2 separate regions of the Homo sapiens genome follow, and region 1 is linked to region 2. A link is an interaction called in ENCODE POLR2A ChIA-PET data of the cell type or tissue named here. Cell type or tissue: Panc1. All regions are shown on one strand. Links, peaks and the distances in the headings refer to the core of each region. The heading gives the core; the rest is flanking DNA.

Region 1 (5,000 bases), core at 1-5,000, 51 kb after region 2:
GGTCATATAGTAATGGCTTATTTAGTTTTTTTTTTTAATGCCAAACTGTTTTCTAAAGAAGTTAGTTCACCTTACATTTCCACTAGCAATGCATGAGTTATTGATGTCTACTTTTAAAAAGGAAAATGATATGTCCGGGGTCAAAAAGTTGTTTGTTTGTTTATTTATGTTTTTGAGATAGAGTCTTGCTCTGTCACCCAGGCTAGAGTGCAGTGGTGAGATCTAGGCTCACTGCAACCTCTGCCTCCTGGGTTCAAGTGATTCTCCTGCCTCAGCTTCCCAAGCAGCTGGAATTACATGCATGCACCACCATGCCTGGCTAATTTTTGTATTTTTGGTAGAAACAGGGTTTCAACGTGTTGGCCAGGCTGGTCTCGAACTCCTGGCCTCAAGTGATCTGCCCATCTCGGCCTCCCAAAGTGCTGGGATTACAGGTGTGAGCCACCACACCCAGCCTCAAAAAGTAGTTTAGCTTCCTGCAAAACAACTTTGATATTTTGATATTTGATACTTTAGTATTTGGTATTTGTGACTATATCTACTACAAAGTTTGTTAAATTTCTAAGTTAGTCTTCCATCATTCCCTTTAGAGCCTAGAATTATTAGCAACAGAACAAGGAAGAAAGACCAGATTAATCCAGTTTAATTCAGTAAACCTTTATTTAGAACACTTTGTGGATAAACCACTGAATGCACAGCAGAGACAAAAAACATATCTCTTCTCTCCTAAAGCTCAAAATATAGAGGAGAAGATAGTGCCTGATACAGTGACCTGCATTAAATTAAGTAAGACAGTGTATGCTGAAGGCTGTTGCAGAGGGATAGATAGATTCCTGTGGGAAGTTAGGTTGGAGCTTGGGGTGGTGGTCGAGGGGAGGTGGATGGGTGGATGGAGAGGGGACTGAGAGGCTTTGATGAAGGAGGAAGACTGCCTAGATGGGGGAGTTTCTCTGATGCTGGCCTCTGGGGAAGAGCATTTTGAGAAATGGAGGTATTTAATCGTTGTGATGTCAGGGTGGAGAAGGGGAGACCTAGCATAGGCAGTCTGCCTCTACATGGCCTTGTTCCCTGACTGTCATTTGTTAAGACTTCTTCTGAGAGAATGGGATGTGGAGAGCCATGTCCAAGACTTGTGAAGCTACTGGATAAACATGGCCTTTCATGCTAGAGTGTCTATTTTGCCTGATGACATGATGGAAAGCATTTTTGATACATTAAAACACTCATGGCTATATCATGGAATAGAATGCAAAAAAAAAAAAAAAAAAAGTAACACACATTTTTGGATGAAAACCTCCAAAGTTGCCCCAGGATTCACATCCGCACTCCTCCCTGGTGGAAGGATCCTCCTGGCAAAGTTGGGAAATCCTGCAGGTGGAGCCAGAAGTTCTGTGTGGTTATGTCTGAGGTCTGTTTCTTTTTCCCCCCCTGATGTAAATCTCATTTGAGGTTTTGTAGTTTCACCTGCTCACTCTTGGTACCTGTTGTTTCTCCTTTACTTAAAACCCTTCAGTGGCTCCCTGGTGGCTTTAGGTTAAAGTCCAAACTCTCCAGCATGACAGACAAATCGCTTTATGACAGACCTGGCCCCTGTCAACCTCTCCAGACTCGGTTGCATCTGCCTCCATGCACCCCCGCCCCTCTTGCAGCCTACCATTCGCCCGCAGCAAACTTCTTTCAGTTCCTCAGACTGCTTTCTTCAAATACTCAAACACAACACTAGATTTCAAACAGAATATTCAAACAGAATAGTGGAAACATTCTGCATCCTCTTGTAGCCTAGGCCTTTCCTTTTCATTTGGATGCCTCTTATTTGTCTTTATCCTTATTTCAGCCCAGACACCATTTCCTCTCCAGAAAGCCTTCCTTGACCTCTCAAGTCTAGACATGTGTCCCTTCCTCTTGTCTCACGGCACCTTGCAATTTCTTGTGTCATACTACCCAGCACATTGTGTTGTCATTTCCTGTTACTTGGTGGTAGCCTGCTACAGGCTTCAGTTTCTCTTGAGAGCGGGAGCTGTGTCTTGTTTCTCCTGGTGCCTGATATATAGTAGGTATTCCATAAATAAGTTGTGAATGTTTGGTAGGATCCAAAGCTAGAGAATATTCAGGGTTGCGGTGATGACTTATGAGGTATAAGCAACTGAGGAATATTATGGTTCATGAATAAAAAGAGAGAAGGATTGAGTAGATCCAGCTCCCTAAAGAATTGCTAAGAAGGGGCCAAAGAACTAAGCCTTACTAAGAAGGAGTAGCCTGGCTGTTGATGTTGTAGTAAAGTTTAGGGAGAGCTGTTACACAGGCTTTTAAGATGTCTTGTGAGTTGGCAGCATCCATGTGTTTATTATGCTATTAACCCCTCTTGTTTTCCCTGGAATCATTATTGGTAAAACCGCAGGGAAAACCTTTAAAGAATCTATGTCTATATAAGGGACTGGAAAAGAAGGGAAGAAGTCTTAAAACTGTATCTCATTCCATGGCAGACTGGGTAGAAAATTATCCCAGCTATTAGAATCAGGGTGGCACTGGAGGCAGATGGTAGCCTAGTCCTTGGGGTTCTTCTAAGACAAAAATAGGGAAGTGCCTTGGGGATATACTAGCAAAAACAAAGTCTCAATGCAAATTGTTAAAAGAATGTTTCCTCTGGGTGAATGAATTACAAAAAAACCTGGACTGACCAATTTGAAAAAGCATTCCTCTTCCTCTGGGCTGAAGCAGGCTCTCACCAAAGCTGAGAGCAGATGGTACTTGGGCTGGCTTTCAGCCCTCAGTTGATGTCTTTTTGCAGGGAACAATCTGCACAGCCACTGGAGGTCGCTCAAGATGCAATTCCAAGATAGTGGTGGGTCACTAGCATCCAAGGGGGCAGATATCAAGGATCCTACTTTTTTTTGCGATAGGGTCTTGCTCTGTTGCCCAAGCTGAAGTACAGTTGGTGTGATCATTGCCCACTGCGGCTTCAACCACCCAGGCCCAAGCCATCCCCCCATGTCAGCCTCCTGAGTTGCTGGGATCACAGGTGTGTACCACCATGCCCAGCTAATTTTTGTGTTTTTTGTAGAGATGGGGTTTTGCTATGTTGCCCAGGTTGCTCTCGAACTCCTGGGCTCAAGCCCGTCTCGGCCTCCCAAAGTGCTGGGATTATAGGCATGAGCCACCGCACCTGGCCTACTTCTTGTCATATACAGTCCCAGAGCTGGTCATCAGCAGGGGATCTTTCTGTAGTGTAGTTCTGTGCCATCCAGTATAGGAGCCACTGGCTACATGTGGCTAGTTACATTTTAATTTAAATCAATTAAAATTGAATCAAATTAAAACTTCAGTTGCATAGTCTCGCCAACCACTTTCACAAGTGATGAGTGGCTCTTGTATTGGACAGCACAGATAGCGACCATTTCCATAATCCCAGAAAGTTCTGTTGGATGGTGCTGGTATAGATTCTGTATCTTATCCCCTTACCACCCCACAGCTTATTCTTTCTGGAGCCACACTGCTTGGGTTGAAATCCTGGCTCTCTTCCTTACTTTAGTGTGATTTTGGGTAAGTCCCTTCTCTCTCAGCCTTAGTTTCATAATCTGTGAAATGGAGATAGTAATAATAGTGCCTACTTCTTAAGGTTGTTGTGAGGGCTAGTGTTTAGAGCCATGACTAGCTGCTAGCATATGTAGAGTAAGTGCTCAATCCATAATAGCTATTATTACTATTGGCCAGGCGTGGTGGCTCACGCCTGTAATCCCAGCACTTTGGGAGGCTGAGGCAGGTGGATCATGAGGTCAGGAGATCCAGACCATCCTGGCTAACACAGTGAAACCCCGTCTCTACTAAAAATACAAAAAAATAGCCAGGCGTGGTGGCGGGCACCTGTAGTCCCAGCTACTCAGGAGGCTGAGGCAGGAGAATGGTGTGAACCCGGGAGGCGGAGCTTGCAGTGAGCCGAGATCCCACCACTGCACTCCAGTCTGGGCAACAGAGCAAGACTCCATCTCAAAAAAAAAATACTATTTATTATTATTATTATTGTTATTATCCCCACTCCTTTGCAGATGCAGTCAGTACACAGCGCTGGCCTCTTCCCGTCTCACAGAATTAGTACCTAACCCATATCTCCTTCTTTCTTGCTCTCCTCTAGATAGATCCTTTCTAATCAAAACCACAAAAGAAAGGGAGTCAAGACACAGTGCTCATTAGCAAGCACCAGAAATGGTTTAGGTACCAGTATAAATCACATCAAACAAACTGCCAGAGACTGTTTTCCCTAACCCCCAACCATAAAATACGGAGTCTTTCTTTTTTTTTTTTTTCTTTTTTTTTTTTTTGGAGACAGAGTCTCATTCTGTCGCCAGGCTGGAGTGCAGTGGTGCGATCTCGGCTCACTGCAGCCTCTGCCTCCCGAGTTCCAGTGATTCTCCAGCCTCAACCTCCTGAGTAGCTGGGATTACAGGCACGTGCCACCACACCTGGCTAATTTTTGTATTTTCAGTAGAGACAGGGTTTTACCATGTTGGCCAGGCCGGTCTGGAACTCCTGACCTCAAGTGATTCACCCACCTCAGCCTCCTAAAGTGCTGGGATTACAGGCGTGACCCATGGCGCCTGGCCTGGAGTCATTTTTTGAAATCAAAATAATTCATTGAAGCCCTAGGGCAATGACTTGTGTCCCTGTAGGGACAGTCTGGCATTGAACAGACCCCGGCCTGAAGAGCTTCAGACTAGTCATGCCAGCGAATTTTAGGGATTTTTTTTTTTTTTACCACATTAATCATCTTCTGAGTTGGGAGAATAGTCTTTAATTTGTCAATTTCCTTCTCATATCTGCAGTGTGACTCTGCAGATGAATTCAGTATATAAATTTTAACAGGAATCACCTGCTGTTTTAGGTTAATGTTTCACAAGAATTCAAGAAATGTTATCTATTCAGAACCAGTATTTTCCCTTCTATAATTATTTCTAAATTACAACAAAATTGTTTTAAAATTTCATTATCTGAGATCCATGAGCATA
Region 2 (16,014 bases), core at 6,598-11,597:
TTTTTTGTATTTTTAGTAGAAACGGGGTTTCACCATGTTAGCCAGGCTGGTCTCAAACTCCTGACCTCACGTGATCCAGCTGCCTCAGCCTCCCAAAGTGCTGGGATTACAGGCATGAGCCACTGCGCCCGGCCTGATTTGTTTTCTTAATTTTATTTTTGGATTGTTCATTGCTAGTTTATAGAAATACAAATGGTCTTTGTATATTGATCTGATATCCCAAAATCTTGCTGAATTTCTGTATTAGCTTTAATCGTGTTTTTGGTGGCTTCTTTAGGTTTTTCTATACATAAGATCATATCATCTGCAGATATAGTTTTACTTCTTTTTAAATCTTGATGTCTTTTATTTTATTTTGTTACCTAGAACCTAGCTAGAACTTCCTGTATAATATTGAGTAGCAGAATTGCAGATAGCCTTGTCTTGTTCCTGATCTTTGGGAGAAAGCTTTCAGTCTTTCACCTTTCAGTATGGTGTTACCTGTGGGTTTTTTATGGATGCTTTTTATCTGGTTCAGGAAGTTTCCTCCAACATGTTTTGCATCTATTTTCTGATCCAATTCTCCTTATATATGTCATATAGGAATCAATTCTTCATGTGATCCTGTATCACATATAAGGAAATGGATGCATAAATGGTTAAGAAATGCACTCAAGACACGCAGGAAATTAGAGATGAGGTCACGGTATCCTGATTTATAGTCTATTGTTTTCAACTCTACTTTTTCCTTTGGTCTTCTGCTTCAACTTCTTGCAACTTTCTAGAGACTAAAAAGGGTTCATCTTTTCCACTTTTTCATTTAAAAGGTAACCTCCATATGGGTAGAGTCTGGATCTGAACTTTTCCACCTCTGTTTTCCCAGAACCTAGCACAGGATAAGTGCTTGAGCAGTCTCAAGGAAATAAAGCCAGTTTAGATAAACAGCACCCCTGGAGCCTTTATTATGTGCAAGGTATTGTGGGCAGATATCCCAGAACTCGGAGAGACTGTGGTTGAGGGAGATAACAAATAGTCACATTAAAAAGATATTATGGGCCGGGCATGGTGGCTCATGCCTATAATCCCAGCACTTTGGGAGGCCGAGGCAGGTAGATCACCTAAGGTCAGGAGTTTGAGACCAACCTGGCCAACATGGTGAAACCCCATCTCTACTAAAAATACAAAAAGTTAGCCAAGCCTGGTGGCACGCCTGTAATTCCAGCTACTGGGGTGGGGGGTGCGGGGGTGGGGGAGGGCTGAGACAGGTGAATCGCTTGAACCTGGGAGGCGGAGGTTGCAGTAAGCCGAGATCGCACAACTGCACTCCACCCTGGGCAACAGAGCAAGACTCGGTCTCAAAGTATTATGAAGAAGTCTGATAATAGCAAATCAGTGGTAGTTACAAGTGCTTGAAAAGGCAGAGTCTTTATAGATGTAGACTGAAAAAGGCTTCATGGAGGAAATGCCATGAATTTTTCTCATTTTTATTAGAACTGCCACTAGCGTGTCTGTGTTGAGGAAGTACTTTAGGCCAAGTTTTTAACAGGAAGTTTAAAAAATTAACTTCTTTATTTTTATCATTATATGAATTCCAACAATTAAAACCATCCGTAGTACACAATATGCAAAGCAAAAATAATAAAGTGCATATAAAATCAGGTAACATTCTTTATATGTTTTTTCTCAGACTCTCTCATCCTGTTTTGGTCTTAGACACAAGCCAAGTTAAATCAGCTTTTTCTTTTTGTCCAGAAAACTTATGCTCAATTTTCTTCATCCTCTTGATAGAAAACCTTTACAGCCAACCTCAGTCAATTTCTGATCGACAAGTCTCATTCTTTATATACCATAGTGTTTTGTAATAGTCATTACTTTAGTAGATCTCCTAGAATTGAGTCTTACAGGCTCTAGACTTCTCATCCTGCATGCTTACTGCATGTGCCTTTCATAGAAAATCAGTGAAAACTATCATATGAGCAGGTAAAGGCTGCAGTGTGGAAGCTGTAGACCATTCATTCATCCATCACACATTTATTGACCACCCACTGTGAACCAGGTATATGAATGATCAAGGCAATATTTCACAGGCAGATAATGCAGATGGGATGTTATAATCTAAAAGATAATTCAAAAGTAGTCTTCTTCTGTCAATAACGAATCTTCCAAATTCTGTATTCTTGAAGAGAGACATCTTATGTCTCTGATGAATGTGAGTAATAGTTCCTAGTACTGATATATTGTAACAATTAATATGTTGATTGAGAAGCAAAAGCTAAGCCATTATAGATGTGGAATTATGTTCAATGCAAAGCTGACCAGCTCCTATAGTACTCATGCAGTGGGTTATTTCAGAATTCTTCTGTGGCATAGTCAGGATTTGAGATACCTTCAGAGCCACGATGATATCATGTAATAGTACTATGTCCTCCCTCCCCATCCCAAACTAAATCTAGACACAAATACACATGCAATGAAAGAGGATTAGAGAGAAAGAAAGGTGGAGTTGACAAAATTATCCCTATCAGAACAAGGAAAATGAAAATGAAGCCGGGCATGGTGGCTTACTCCTGTAATTCCGGCACTGGGGAGGTCAAGGTGGGAGGATCACATGAGCCCAGGAGTTTGAGACCAACCTGGGCAACATGGCGAAACCACCTCTCTACTAAAAATACAAAAAATCAGCCAGGTGTGGAGGCATGCACCTGTAGTCCCAGCTACTCAGGAGGCTGAAGTGGGAAGGAAACTTGAGCCTGGGAGGCAGAGGTTGCAGTGAGCCAAGATTATGCCACTGCACTCCAGCCTGGGTGACAGAGTAAGACCCTGTCTAAAAAAAGAATAATAATCATAAAGAAAATGAAAGACTTCCAGAAGAAAGCATTGCTGCAGTTTGTTCCACAGCAACTCCCAAGTAGTCACAGAGCCAGCTGAATACAGTTCAGGTCACATGTAAGAGAATTTTTAAAAATGTACCCACATTATTTGTACAAACTTGTAGGGTACATGTGAAATTTTGTTACATGTATGTAATGCATAGTGATCAAGTCAGGGTGTTTAAGGTGTCCATCTCCCAAGTACATTTTTGTTTTAACTGTAGTCACCCTATTCTGCTATCAAACATTGAATTTATTCCGTCTATCTAACTGTACCCTTTAACCCACTTCTCTTCATCCTCCTTTCTGAAGAGAAATTTTCATGGAAATGATTTTGGATATTTACACAGAATGTTTTATTTTTTAAAACAAAGTAACCTCTCTAACCACCACCACCTCTTCTTTGTTGTAGAAACAAAACTCAGAATTGAAGTTTTAGCCCTGGAATATCTTCAGGAGGGGAAATTCCAGCTCTCCCCATTGGTTTAACCATCTTGTGATTTTTCTCATTTTTATTAGAACTGCCACTACCGTGATGGCCTCCAAGTTTATTTCATTATAGCTCTGTGACGCTAGATGAGACTGTTGGGTTGGGGGGATGCTGCCGGGGGAGGGGGGTAGTTAGGGGTACCCATACCTACCTGGGTGTTTTGGCTGCTCTCCCTCTAATGATTATTCTCATCTTGAGAGTTTTGGCATCCCTACTGTACAGCACATTTGTTAAGTATACAAATTCTGAAGCAGGTTGACTGGGTCAGAATCCCAGTTTTGTCATTTACCAAGCTGTGGGACCTTGGTCACATTACTTAACCCCTCTAGGTCTTCATTTCCTCACCTGTAAAATGCAGGTATGAATTGTCCCTACCTCCTAACATCGTGAGGATTCAATGAAGCCAAGTATATAAAGCATAGAGAATGATGCCTGGACTGGGCATGGTGGTGTGTGCCTTTAACCCTAGCACTCTGGAAGGCTGAGGTGGAAGGATCACTCCTGGAAGAGCCCAGGAGTTTGAGGCTGCAGTGAGCTATCGTGCCACTGCACTTCAGCCTGGGTGACAAAAGCGAGACTCTGTCACTAAAAATATAAAAATAATTTTTTTAAAAAAGGAATGCTGCCTGGCACATCTACGTAATTGTTACATCTATATATGTGTTATTTATAACTGTAATCTTTCCCCCACAGCATAGGATAATTTTACCAGCCATGATACCCTCTGTGTCTCTGGGCCCATCCCTCCATCCAGGTAGGGGTAATGGATGGGTCAAGGTCAGGCAATTTTTGCCATTTGATATCTTACAGGTCACCTCTGGCCTCCGTTGATCTCACCATATGGTGAAGATCTGTTCCCCCATGAAGGGACATTGTTTTCTGTGTGGTGGTATAAGTACCAACAAATATACACAGATGCTGGCTGTTAGCAACTAGTACTGCCATACTGGCGCATCTTGGCTGAATATCAGCCCTGCTCCTGTGTCTGTCTTTTTTTTTCTTTTCTTTTCTTTCTTTCTTTTTTTTTTTTTTTTTTTTTTTTTTTTTTGAGATGGAGTCTCGCTCTGTCGGCCAGGCTGGAGTGCAGTGGTGCGATCTCGGTTCACTGCAACCTCCGCCTTCTGGGTTCAAGTGATTCTCGTGCCTCAGCCTCCCAAATAGCTGGGACTACAGGTGCACGCCACCACGCCCAGCTAATTTTTGTAATTTTAGTAGAAATGGGGTTTCACCATGTTGGCCAGGCTGGTCTCGAACTCCTGATCTCAAGTGATCCACCCGCCTCAGCCTCCCAAAGTGCTGGGATTACAGGCGTGAGCCACTGCATCCGGCCCTGTGTCTGTCTTCTTGAACAAAGCCAGTGGCTTATCTTTATGGCTTTCTTGTGCATCTGAGGATTGATGAAAATTCCCATGTGCCACCTAACTATAGGATTTCTCTGCTTACTGGCACTTCCTTTGGCTTTGTTACACTACCAGAACTACACAGAAAGTGGTTTTGGATTTGAAATTCAACTAGTGGGACTTGCTCAGTATTCCCTCCATAGAGAGCCTCTCATACACAGTCTCCTACAGTTAAGTTTAATTTATTCCCCTCATTTGGATTTCCCTGTCACTGGTCACAGATTGCTATTTTATGGCTCTCAAGTAGATCAGAAAGGTTTTCAGAGTTCCCCTTCCCCACCTCCTACCCACTTCTCTGTAACGACAGACACCCTTTAAGGGAAACTTGGCCCAACCAATATTATTTGAAGACATTTCATTCTCACTTAGGTAATGGGGCTTGGAGTTGAGGTCTACCTTTTTGTTGCTTTCTAGTAAAGCACTGACCCCTATCTCACAGTACTCTCCTAAGCCCTGTCCTCCCTGACAACTTAGTTGCTTTATCTTTCCAGGAGCACCCTCACATTCCTATATTGTGCACACTCAAGACAATTTCCCAGTGTCCACTTCCTGGCTGAATCAATTTCCACAACCATGACGTGTAACTCCAGCTCATCTCACCAAAGGGCATTTTAGCAAGTCACTGCAGATGCTGCAACTCGGAAAAACACGTTTAGTTAGGATCTGATGAGTCTTCTCCATTAGATAAATGTTGTGAGGTGGAACTTACTGTAATTTCCTTCTCTCCACCCAAGATCTAAAATTTTTCTCTGAGTTGGCTCCCTCTCTACCTTCAGTCTCCCTTCCTGGAAGATTTACCCCAGCAAGGATGTCTTCTTTCAGATGGATATGAGTAAGTTAGTTTCTGCCCTCGTTCTGTTTCTTCCTTCTCCTGCTCTGATGTTGGCACATCCTTAGGAAGTCAGCTACTCCACCCCCTCTACCAAGATGTGGCCCAATGAGGGTAGGGTATCTTTCACTTCCCCTTTCTGGGAGGCCGACTGGCCAAGACTGAACTACCTAGACCCCCCCACCCTTACCACTGTCATTCTACTCACTGACCCCACATGCTCATTTTTTGGTTGTTTGCTCCACTGTCCCTGAGATCTTAGAGGAGGGGTTCTTAACTGGGGGTGGTTTTACCCCCTAGGGAACATTTAGCAATGCCTGGAGACATTTTTGGTTGTCACAACTGGGGCAAAGAGGTTGCCACTGACACCTAGTGGGTAGAGGCCAGGGATGCTGTTAAACATCCTACTATGCACAGCTAGCCTCCTACAACAAAAACTCACCTGGCTCCTGCTATCAATAGTGCAGATGTTGAAAAACACTGGCTAGAAGGAATGCCTGCCTCACTGGAATGTGTGATGCCTACTCCACCGCTGGTTTGTCTTCAAGGAGCCTTTTGCTGGTCAACTCACCAATAAATCCACTAGGAGATCTCTCCCATTAATAGCTGTTTGTACCCTCATTTACATCTGTCTGCCCCCTCACATGTTTGCATGCCACAAGTAATGGTGGTCTGCTCAACCTTCATTCCTAACTCTGCACTTCATCTGCAGGTTGGCCATACTCAAGAACCTGAAGGTGCTCAGGATCTGCTTCATGATCTCCGTGGCTATCCCTTTCACTTTCCGGTGAAGTAAAGGCTTTCTCATTACTAGAAACCATCCAAGTTAACTAGGCCATACAATTACAATGTCATTGCTACTACCACCTATGAAGCAGTATAGTTTATTTAATAAAACAAAACCTAAGACCTCTAAGTTATTAGCCCTGAAGGAGAAGCAGTAAGTCGGGAGGACTTGTCTACTGAAGGACAAAAACAAACTCCCAAATCAATGGAGAGACATATTTTGTTAGAATTATAAATATGTGACTTCTCTCCTTAATATCTGTCAATTCAATGCCACCTTAGTCAAAATCCCAGAAGGATTATTATTATTATTATTATTATTATTATTATTATTATTATTATTATTTTGAGATGGAGTTTTGCTCTCTTGCCCAGGCTGGAGTGCAGTGGCACGATCTTGGCTCACTGCAACCTCCGACTCCTGGTTTCAAGCGATTCTCCTGCCTCAGCCTCCCCAGTAGCTGGGATTATAGGTGCAACACGCCCGGCTAATTTTTGTATTTTTAGTAGAGACAGTGTTTCACCACGTTGGCCAGGCTGGTCTCGAAATCCTGACCTCGTGATTCGCCTGCCTCGGCCTCCCAAAGTGCTGGGATTACAGGCATGAGCCACTGCACCTGGCCAGGATTTTTTTTTTTAACTTGGCAAAATGATTATAAAATTTATCAGAAGCACCTGAAGTCCCAGCTACTCAGGAGGCCAAGGTGGAAGGATTGCTGGAGGCCAAGAGTTCAAGACTATCCTGGGCAACATAGCAAGACTCTGTCTCAAAAAAAGGAAAATTGAAATAAAAAATAAAATTTATCAGAAGGAATCAAGATGTAAAAACAGCTAAGAAAATACCAAAGAAGAGGAGTAAGGAGCCCTGGCAGACATTAAAATGAATAATGTAGCTAATTAAAATTGAACATTTTACCCATAAAAATTAAACCTAAAAATAAATTGGACATTTACTAATAGAGAAATAGGCAGAAGGATGTAATAGGACACAGAATCTGTATGTATATAAAAATGTGTATGATAAACGTTGGATTTCTGCCGGGCGCAGTGGCTCACACCCGTAATCCCAGCACTTTGGGAGGCCAAGGTGGGTGGATCACCTGAGGTCAGGAGTTCGAAACCAGCTAACATGGGGAAACCCCATCTCTACTAAAAATACTAAAAATTAGCTGGGCATGGTGACACAAGCCTGTAATCTCAGCTACTCCGGAGGCTGAGGCAGGAGAATCGCTTGAACCCAGGAGGTGGAGGTTGCAGTGAGCCAAGATCGTGCCATTGCACTCCAGCCTGGGCAACAAGAACAAAACTTGGTCTCAAAAAAAAAAAAAAAAAAAAAAGTTGTATTTCAAGAAATAACAGTGTCAAGATCATTCAATAAATGGTGTTGGAATAATTAGGTAAGCATTTGCACCTTTTTTTTTTTTTTTTGAGACGGAGTCTCGCTCTGTTGCCCAGGCTGGAGTGCAGTGGCACAATCTTGGCTCACTGCAACCTCCACCTCCTAAGTTCAAGCGATTCTCCTGCCTCAGCCTCCTCAGTAGCTGGGATTACAGGTGCGTGATACCACACTTGGTTAATTTTTGTATTTTTTAGTAGAGATGGGGTCTCACCATGTTGGCCAAGCTGGTCTGGAACTCCCGACTTCAAATGATCCACCCGCCTTCGCCTCCCAAAGTGCTGAGGTTACAGGCATGAGCCATTGCACCCGGCCTTATGCACAAAATTTAAGGGCTCTCTATTTACACAAAAATAAATTTCAAATTGATTAGAGATTTAAATGTAAAAGACAAGATCCTTTAAAAACTAAAACTGGGCATAGATTATTATATGTGCAGTAGAGGTGAGGAAAGTCTTTCTAAAGAAGACTTAAAAACCAGAAGTCAAAAGGAAAAGCAATTAATACATTTGATCATATAAAATTTAAATTTAAAAAGATTATAGGCTGGGCATGGTGGCTCACACCTGTAGTCCCAGCACTTTGGGAGGCTACGGTGGGAGGATCATCTGAGGCTAGTTCGAGACCAGTCTGGCCAACATGGTGAAACCCAGTCTTTACTAAAAATACAAAAATTAGCTGGACACAGTGGCATGTGCCTGTAGTCTCAGCTACTCAGGAGGCTGAGGCAGGAGATTCACTTGAACCCTGGAGGCGGAGCTTGCAGTGAGCCAAGATTGCACCACTTCACTCCAGCCTGGGCGACAGAGCGAGACTCTGTCTAAAAAAAAAAAAAAAAAATTATAAAGTCAAAAGGAAAATAATAGTAAAATATTTGTAGTATACATGATAGGATAAGGATAAATATTCTTACTATAAAAAGAGCTCTTACAAATCAATAAGATGAAATTTCTCAATAAGAAAACGGGTAGGCTGGGTGCAGTGGCTCACACCCGTAATCCCAGCACTTTGGGAGGCTGAGGTGGGTGGATCACCTGAGGTCAGGAGTTCGAAACCAGCTAACATGGGGAAAACCCATCTCTACTAAAAATACTAAAAATTAGCTGGGCATGGTAGCACAAGCCTGTAATCCCAGCTACTTGGGAGACTGAGGCAGGAGAACTGCTTGAACCCAGGAGGCGGAGGTTGCAATGAGCTGAGATTATGCCACTGTACTCCAGCCTGGGCAACAGAAAAAGACTCCTTCTCAAAAAGAGAAAGAAAAGAAAATGGGTAAAGAACGTGAATAGGCAATTTGCAGAAGAAAAAATTCAAGTGGTCAATAAACATAGGAACTAATGTTCAATTTTATTATTAAATAAATATGAATTAATACTAGACAAAGGAGGAAATATCTTTTTTAAACTCTAAGAAGAAACAAAATGATAAACATCTGAGATATCTAGTCTAAAAAAAGGTTGGTACAACTTCAGAGACACTTTATCTGGGTTCCTTGCTTTTTCTCTCTGCTTCTTACTCCCCATAAACCTACTTCTCCCCACAGGAGGTGCCTTCTAGACATCTTGACATCGTGGTGAAGATGGAAAGAGTGTTTTACTAGACATGCCAAGAAAGGCTCTCCCAGTTCAAGTTTGCTTGTTTGGTTGTTTTTTTGTTTTGTTTTTTGTTCGTTTGAGAGACAGACCTTTTTACCAAGGTGGCTAACACAAAGAATTAACTTGTCCAGCTGAGAACTCACCCCTGAGTCACAGAGGTTTATGTTACTCTGGTTAACTCAAACATAGAACCACAACTAAGCAAACCGCAACAACTGCGGCATTCATAAAACAAGAATCATGCTTAGGCAGTCATTTAAGTGGGCTCATCACAGGACAGTAAATAATGACAAAAGAAAGCAGGGTGTGGAAGGGAATTGTGATGTTAATAACTCGTACAATGCTTAAATGCATGCCCGGCACTGTTCTAAATTAAATCCTTCAATGATCACTACAACTTTGTTAGGTAATGACACATATCCCTCATTTTATGAATGGGGAAACTAAGGCACAGCAAAGCTAGATAACTTGTTTGAGATCACACAATCGGTGGCAATGCTGGAATTTGAACCCAGAGAATCTGGTGTAACAGTTCACACTCAAGCCACCACTTTGAGAGGAATCAAGGGAAAAAGAAGAGAGATCTAAGAGAATAAAAAGGGGAGGAAGGAGGAGGAAAAACTCAGCTCACTAACACCTGAAGGCAATTGCTACATGGTACCCAGCCTCCTTTTTCAGGCCCACACCCAGGTCTTTGCAGTCCCCACCTCTACCTCTGTTATCAAGCTTCCTAAAATGACATGATTTGGGGATAAGTGTTCAAACTATTTTTTTCACAAATAAATGGTGTCCAGAGGAATTGATGTTGTTTCTTTTTTCTTTTTTTTTTTTTGAAATGGAGTCTCGCTCTGTCACCCAGACTGGAGTGCAGTGGCGTGATCTCCACTCGCTACAACCTCTGCCTCCCAGGTTCAAGTGATTCTCCTGCCTCAGCCTCCCAAGTAGCTGGGATTACAGGTGTGTGCCACCACGCCCAGCTAATTTTTGTATTTTTAGTACAGACAGGGCTTTGCCATGTTGACCAGGCTGGTCTCAAACTCCTGTCCTCAAGTGATCCGCCTGCCTCGGCCTCCAAAGTGCTGGGATTACAAGCATGAGCCACTGCGCCTGGCCTGATATTGCTTCTATTGTATCTTAGATTCAGGGGGTACATGTGCTTGTCTGTTACATGAGTATATTCTGTACTGGGAGTGGGCTTCTAGTATAGCCATTACCCAAATAGTAAACATTGTACCTGATAGGTAATTTTCTAACTCTCTCCCCAATATAATAATAATAATTATTATTATTATTATTTTTGAGACGGAGTCTCACTCTGTTGCCCAGGCTGGAGTGCAATGGCATAATCTCGGCTCACTGCAACCTCCGCCTCCTGGGTTCAAGCGATTCTACTGCCTCAGCCTCCCGAGTAGCTGGGATTACAGGCACCCGCCACCACTCCCGGCTAAGTTTTGTATTTTTAGTAGAGACAGGGTTTCACTATGTTGGCTAGGCTGGTCTTGAACTCCTGACCTCAAGTGATCTGCCCGCCTCAGCCTCCCAAAGTGTTGGGATTACAGGCATGAGCCACCGTGCCCGGCCTTATTATTTTTTATATTACAAACAACAATTGTTTTCAGAAGGAATCCATGTGAATTCAGGAATATAAAAATGCTGCCTTGGCCAGGCACCATGGCTCATGCCTGTAATCCCAGCACTTTGGGAGGCCGAGGTGGGTGGATCACGAGGTCAGGAGTTCAAGACCAGCCTGGCCAACATGGTGAAACCCCATCTATACTAAAAATGCAAAAATTAGCCAGGCATGGTGGTGTGTGCCTATAATCCCAGCTACTTGGGAGGCTGAGGGAGGAGAATTGCTTGAACCCAGGAGGCGGAGGTTGCAGTGAGCCAAGACCACGCCACTGCACTCCAGCCTGGCAGCAGAGCAAGACTCCGTCTCAAAAAAAAAAGAAAAAAAAAGCTGCCTTTTTGGTTTCAGTTTTCTTCCCTCTGCCTATGTGCAACCTAGAGCACCAAAATCAGAAGATCCATTCATGCCTTTTCCGCAGCACTAAGCTATAATTTAAACAGGAAAAGGCAAAGTTGCAGCTTTTGAACAGCCATAAGCCCTTACATCCTAGTAAGATGGCAGACTAAATTGTAGATAACTCCAGCTTCTCAAATTCTTAAAAGCCCTGTAGTCTTCATCCACCCTGTGCCATGTCTTTAGGATTCTATAAGACAGTAAGACTTTATTTCTAAACCAACTACTGAGATTGAAGATAAAATTAGAGCTTTAAGCCCCTTACCAAATTAATGGGAAGAGACTCTGAAAATTTAGAAATTCACTTCTGGAGTAGTGGAAGAATGGCGAAATTCACCTACTCAGTTTACAGTGGGGCCTCTCTCCAAGTTCGAGAGCCTGACACCCAGCTGTTTGCTGAGCTTCTCTCCTTAGGTGATCCACAGGCACCTCACAATCACCATGCTCCTCTTTCCTCTCAACCTGCTCCTCCTCCTCTGTTCTCCGTCTCAGTTGAGGACACCCCTTCCTATCCAGTGACACTGGCCAGAAATTTACAAGTCACCTAGACTAGTGGTCAGTAAGCTTTTCCTATAAAGGACTATTTATAGAAATATGTGAAGCTGGCGACAGAGTGAGACTCCGTCTCAGAAAAAAAAAAAAAGAAGAAATATGTGAAGCTTTGCAAGCCATACACTCTCTGCTGCAGCTACTCAACTGCTGCTGCAGGATGAAAACAGCTACTGAACAATATGTAAGAAATGGGCAGGGCTATATTCCAGTCAAATTGTGTGAGTGCTAAAATTTGGATGTCATGTCATTTTCATATGTTACAAGATATTCTTTTGAGTTTTTTCCAACCACTTAAAAATGTAATAAACCACTCTTAGCTTACAGGTTGTACAAAAGTAGGTGGGCTAGATTTGGTATATGAAGAGCTTGCTGCTCTAGAATCCTCACTCTCCTCCCTTCCCCACATCTGATCAGACAAGTCCAACAATCTCACTTTGTTTTCTTTTTTTTTTTTTTTTATCTGAGAAGGGGGCCTTACTATGTTGCTCAGGCTGGTCTCAAACTCCTGGTCTCAAGTGATCCTCCTGCCTCAGCCTCCTGAATAGCTGGGACTACAGGTGTGCACCACCATGCCTGGAGATCTCACTTTTTAAATGGTTATTGAATCTCTTCATCCATCTTTACATCATTTTAGTTCAGGTACTTGTCCATTTTGCTTTTTTTTTTTAATTTTTGAGACACAGTCTCGCTCTGTCACCCAGGCTGGAGTGCAGTGGCACAACCTCGGCTCACTGCAACCTCTCCACCTCCTGGGTTCAAGCGATTCTCCTGTCTCAGCCTCCAGAGTGGTTGGGATTGCAGGCACGCACCAAGCCCAGCTAATTTATTATTTTTTTTTTTTTGTATTTTAGTAGAGACGTGGTTTTACCCTGTTGGCCAGTCTGGTCTCAAACTCCTGACCTCAAGTGGTCTGCCCACCTTGGCCTCCCAAAGTGCTGGGATTACAGGCATGAGCCACCGCGCCAGGCCCATTTTGCTTTCTGACATAGACAGTTAAGCAAAATTGAAAACTACAAGGAAAGATCCTCTACAACTATCGTACATGGAAGTACATGTCCTTCCCATGTTTTTTTAAGTTCCTTATAGTGTATAGCATAAGTTACAGATTAGTTTGCCCCTTCCTTCAGCTGGCACTGGATAAATAATATGTTAATGCATGCCACCATTTTCTGCTGTGGCCTGGGAAGAGAGGGCATATGATGCTCTATCAGCTACCTCCAGTGAAAGGGTCTACAAAGCAGAGAGTGGGAGACAGCATTTGAGAGCATGCTGGCTGTTTCTAACCTCAGGGGCTGGCTGGACTATGTCTGGCCCCTTCTTTCCAGTGGTCTCCACACTGGATATTCAGATCTGCTTTCACTTGGAACCACACATCTGCATGTGGCTAGGACCCAGCTAATCTGCCAAGGACATTTGAGGTGTTTGCTCCTCAATTTCTAGTTCTCTGCCCCATCTATACCTTTGATGAGGCATTGGACAGCAATAGCATTCTTGTCTGGAAACATGACCGGCGGGCAAATATCAAGGGAGCTAGTGCCACCTACATGATGACAGTCACCACATCATGGTGACAGCGAGCAAGAGACATTAGGTAAACCACTCTTTGATGTCATTCCTTCTGTGTAAAGGGGAAAAAGAGGAAATCCAATCTAGTTCCTATTTTATTCAATTACTGGAATATAAGAAACATTTCAGGCCGGGCACTGTGGCTCACACCTGTAATCCCAGCACTGTGGGAGTCCAAGGCAGGTGGATCACTTGAGGTCAGGAGTTCCAGACCAGCCTGGCCAACCTGATGAAACTCCGTCTCTACTAAAATACATAAAAATTAGCTGGGCGTGGTGGCGGGTGCCTGTAATCCCAGCTACTCGGGAGGCTGAGACAGGAGAATTGCTTGAACCCAGGAGGCAGAGGTTCCAGTGAGCTGAGATTACACTACTGCACTCCAGCCTGGGTGACAGAGTGAGATTCTGTCTCAAAAAAAAAAAAAAGGAACATTTCAAATTTGTGATTGTTTCCTTTTTCTATGGTGTCTAATCAGTTTCTTTTATTTACTTATTGTTCTACTTTTTAAATGTTTTTGTGGGGATGAGAGTCTTGCCATGTTGCCCAGAACTGTTCTCGAACTCCTGGGCTCAGGTGATCCTCCCACCTCGGCCTCCCAAAGTGCTGGGATTTATGGGCATGAGCCACCATGCCCAGCCAGTCAATGTCTTAATAAAACATCTTCTGCCTGATTTTCGACAGGATGATTGTTATCTACTTATCTTTCAATTTAAAATTACTGGCCGGGTGCAGTGGCTCACACCTGTAACCCCAGCACTTTCGGAGGCCAAGGCAGGCGGATCACTTGAGGTCAGGAGTTCAAGACCAGCCATGGTGAAATCCCATCTCTACAAAAATGCAAAAAAAATTAGCTGGGTGTGGTGGCACATACCTGTAGTCCCAGTTACTCGGGAGGCTGAGGTGGGAGGATCACCTGAGCATAGGAGGTCGAGGCTGCAGTGAGCCAAGATCGCACCACTGCACTCCAGCCTGGGTGACAGAGGTAGACTCCGTCTCAAAGAAATAATAATAATAAAATAAAATTACCTTTCTCTTCATTACAAAAGTGAGCTATGACAGCAAAACTTGCTCAATGAATAACACAAAAACCCTTTCCACAACAAACACCTAGAAATGTAAAATATAACAACATCACAAATAGCTATTTAATATCATCTCCCCTTTCCTCAAACCTTGTTTCCTCTTCTGCATCTCACTGTCAGCAAATGATCTTCTTTCTCATTGCACTGAAAAAAAAACTGGAATCAGAAGAGAGTATCCTCCTCCCACTGCCAAATCTACCAACCTCCCTGCTGCCTTTCCTGATCTCATCCAATCTCATGGTCATATATATAGGCTTATGGCTCCCAAATTTGAGTTTCCAACCCAGATTTCTCTAATCTCAAAAATATTATGCCTGGCCAGGTACAGTAACTCTCGTCTGTAATCCCAGTACTTTGGGAGGCTGAGGCGGGTGGATCACTTGAGGTTAAGAGCTCGAGACCAGCCTGGCCACACGGCGAAATCCCGTCTCTACTAGAAACGCAAAAATTAACTGGGCGTGGTGGCTCACACCTGTAATTCCAGCTACTTGGGAGGCTGAGGCACGAGAATCACTTGAACCCGTGAGGCAGAGGTTGCAGTGAGCTGAGACTGCACCATTGCACTCCAGCCTGGGTGACAGAGTAATACTCTGTCTCAAAAAAAAAAATTATGCCCAGTTGTATTATGACCTTTCCCATTGCATATCTCAAATTTAACCTGGCCAGAACAGTACCCTCAATCTACCCCACAAGCCTGTTCTTTTCCCAGAATTCCCCATCTCGGTAAATGGTGTCACCACTCAATTAATTGCTCAGACCAGAAACCTAGGAGTTGAGTCAGCCTCTCTCTTTCTCTCATACCTTGTATCTAATCCTTCACTAAATATTTGTGTCTCTCCCTTCAAAATATACTTTTTATCTCATGCCTAGCTAACCACAATAGCCTTCTAACTTATCTTCCTGTATCCACTCTTTACTACCTTAGAGTCTATTCTCAACTCAACAGCCAAAGTGATCCTTTTAAAACATAATGCAGGCTGGGCACAGTGGCTCACACCTGTAATCCCAGCACCTTGAGAGGCCAAGCTGGGCAGATTGATTGAGCCCAGCAGTTCCAGACCAGCCTAGACAACATGGTGAGACTCCATCTCTACACACACGTGCACACACACACACACACACAATATATATATATATATACACACACATACACTATATATATACACACTATATATAGTGTATATATATACACTATATATATACTATATACATACACTATATATATACTATATACATACACTATATATACTATATACATACACTATATATACTATATATACACTGTATATACTATGTATACACTATACACTATATATACTATATATACACTATATATACTATATATACACACTATATATACTATATACACACTATATATACTATATATACACACTATATATACACTATATATATACACTATATATACACTATATATATACACTATAT

What was found. Peaks named below come from ENCODE experiments on the same cell type or tissue, not always from the same donor. Only the 100,000 strongest peaks of a DNase experiment are listed, where the experiment ranks them.
Region 1: POLR2A ChIA-PET joins it to region 2 with 16 read pairs; 3 of 35 experiments call an interaction of 5 or more read pairs at or near these places.

What each region holds. Positions count from the first base shown.
Region 1 is chrX:118,750,651-118,755,650 of GRCh38, forward strand. All of the region lies in intron 4 of IL13RA1 (interleukin 13 receptor subunit alpha 1), which reads left to right. Among named protein-coding and RNA genes, the nearest start is that of IL13RA1, 26 kb to the left of the region's middle. RefSeq lists an enhancer at 1,596-1,695. In Panc1, for the core only: a CTCF peak has its summit at 2,743; no DNase peak of the experiment used is centred there.
Region 2 is chrX:118,693,375-118,709,388 of GRCh38, forward strand. It overlaps LOC124905207 (a long non-coding RNA gene), which reads left to right and starts at 4,612. Exons shown (of 2, transcript XR_007068306.1): 1 at 4,612-6,355; 2 at 9,294-10,144. RefSeq lists a silencer at 3,925-4,154. In Panc1, for the core only: no CTCF peak of the experiment used is centred there; a DNase peak (open chromatin) is centred at 9,517.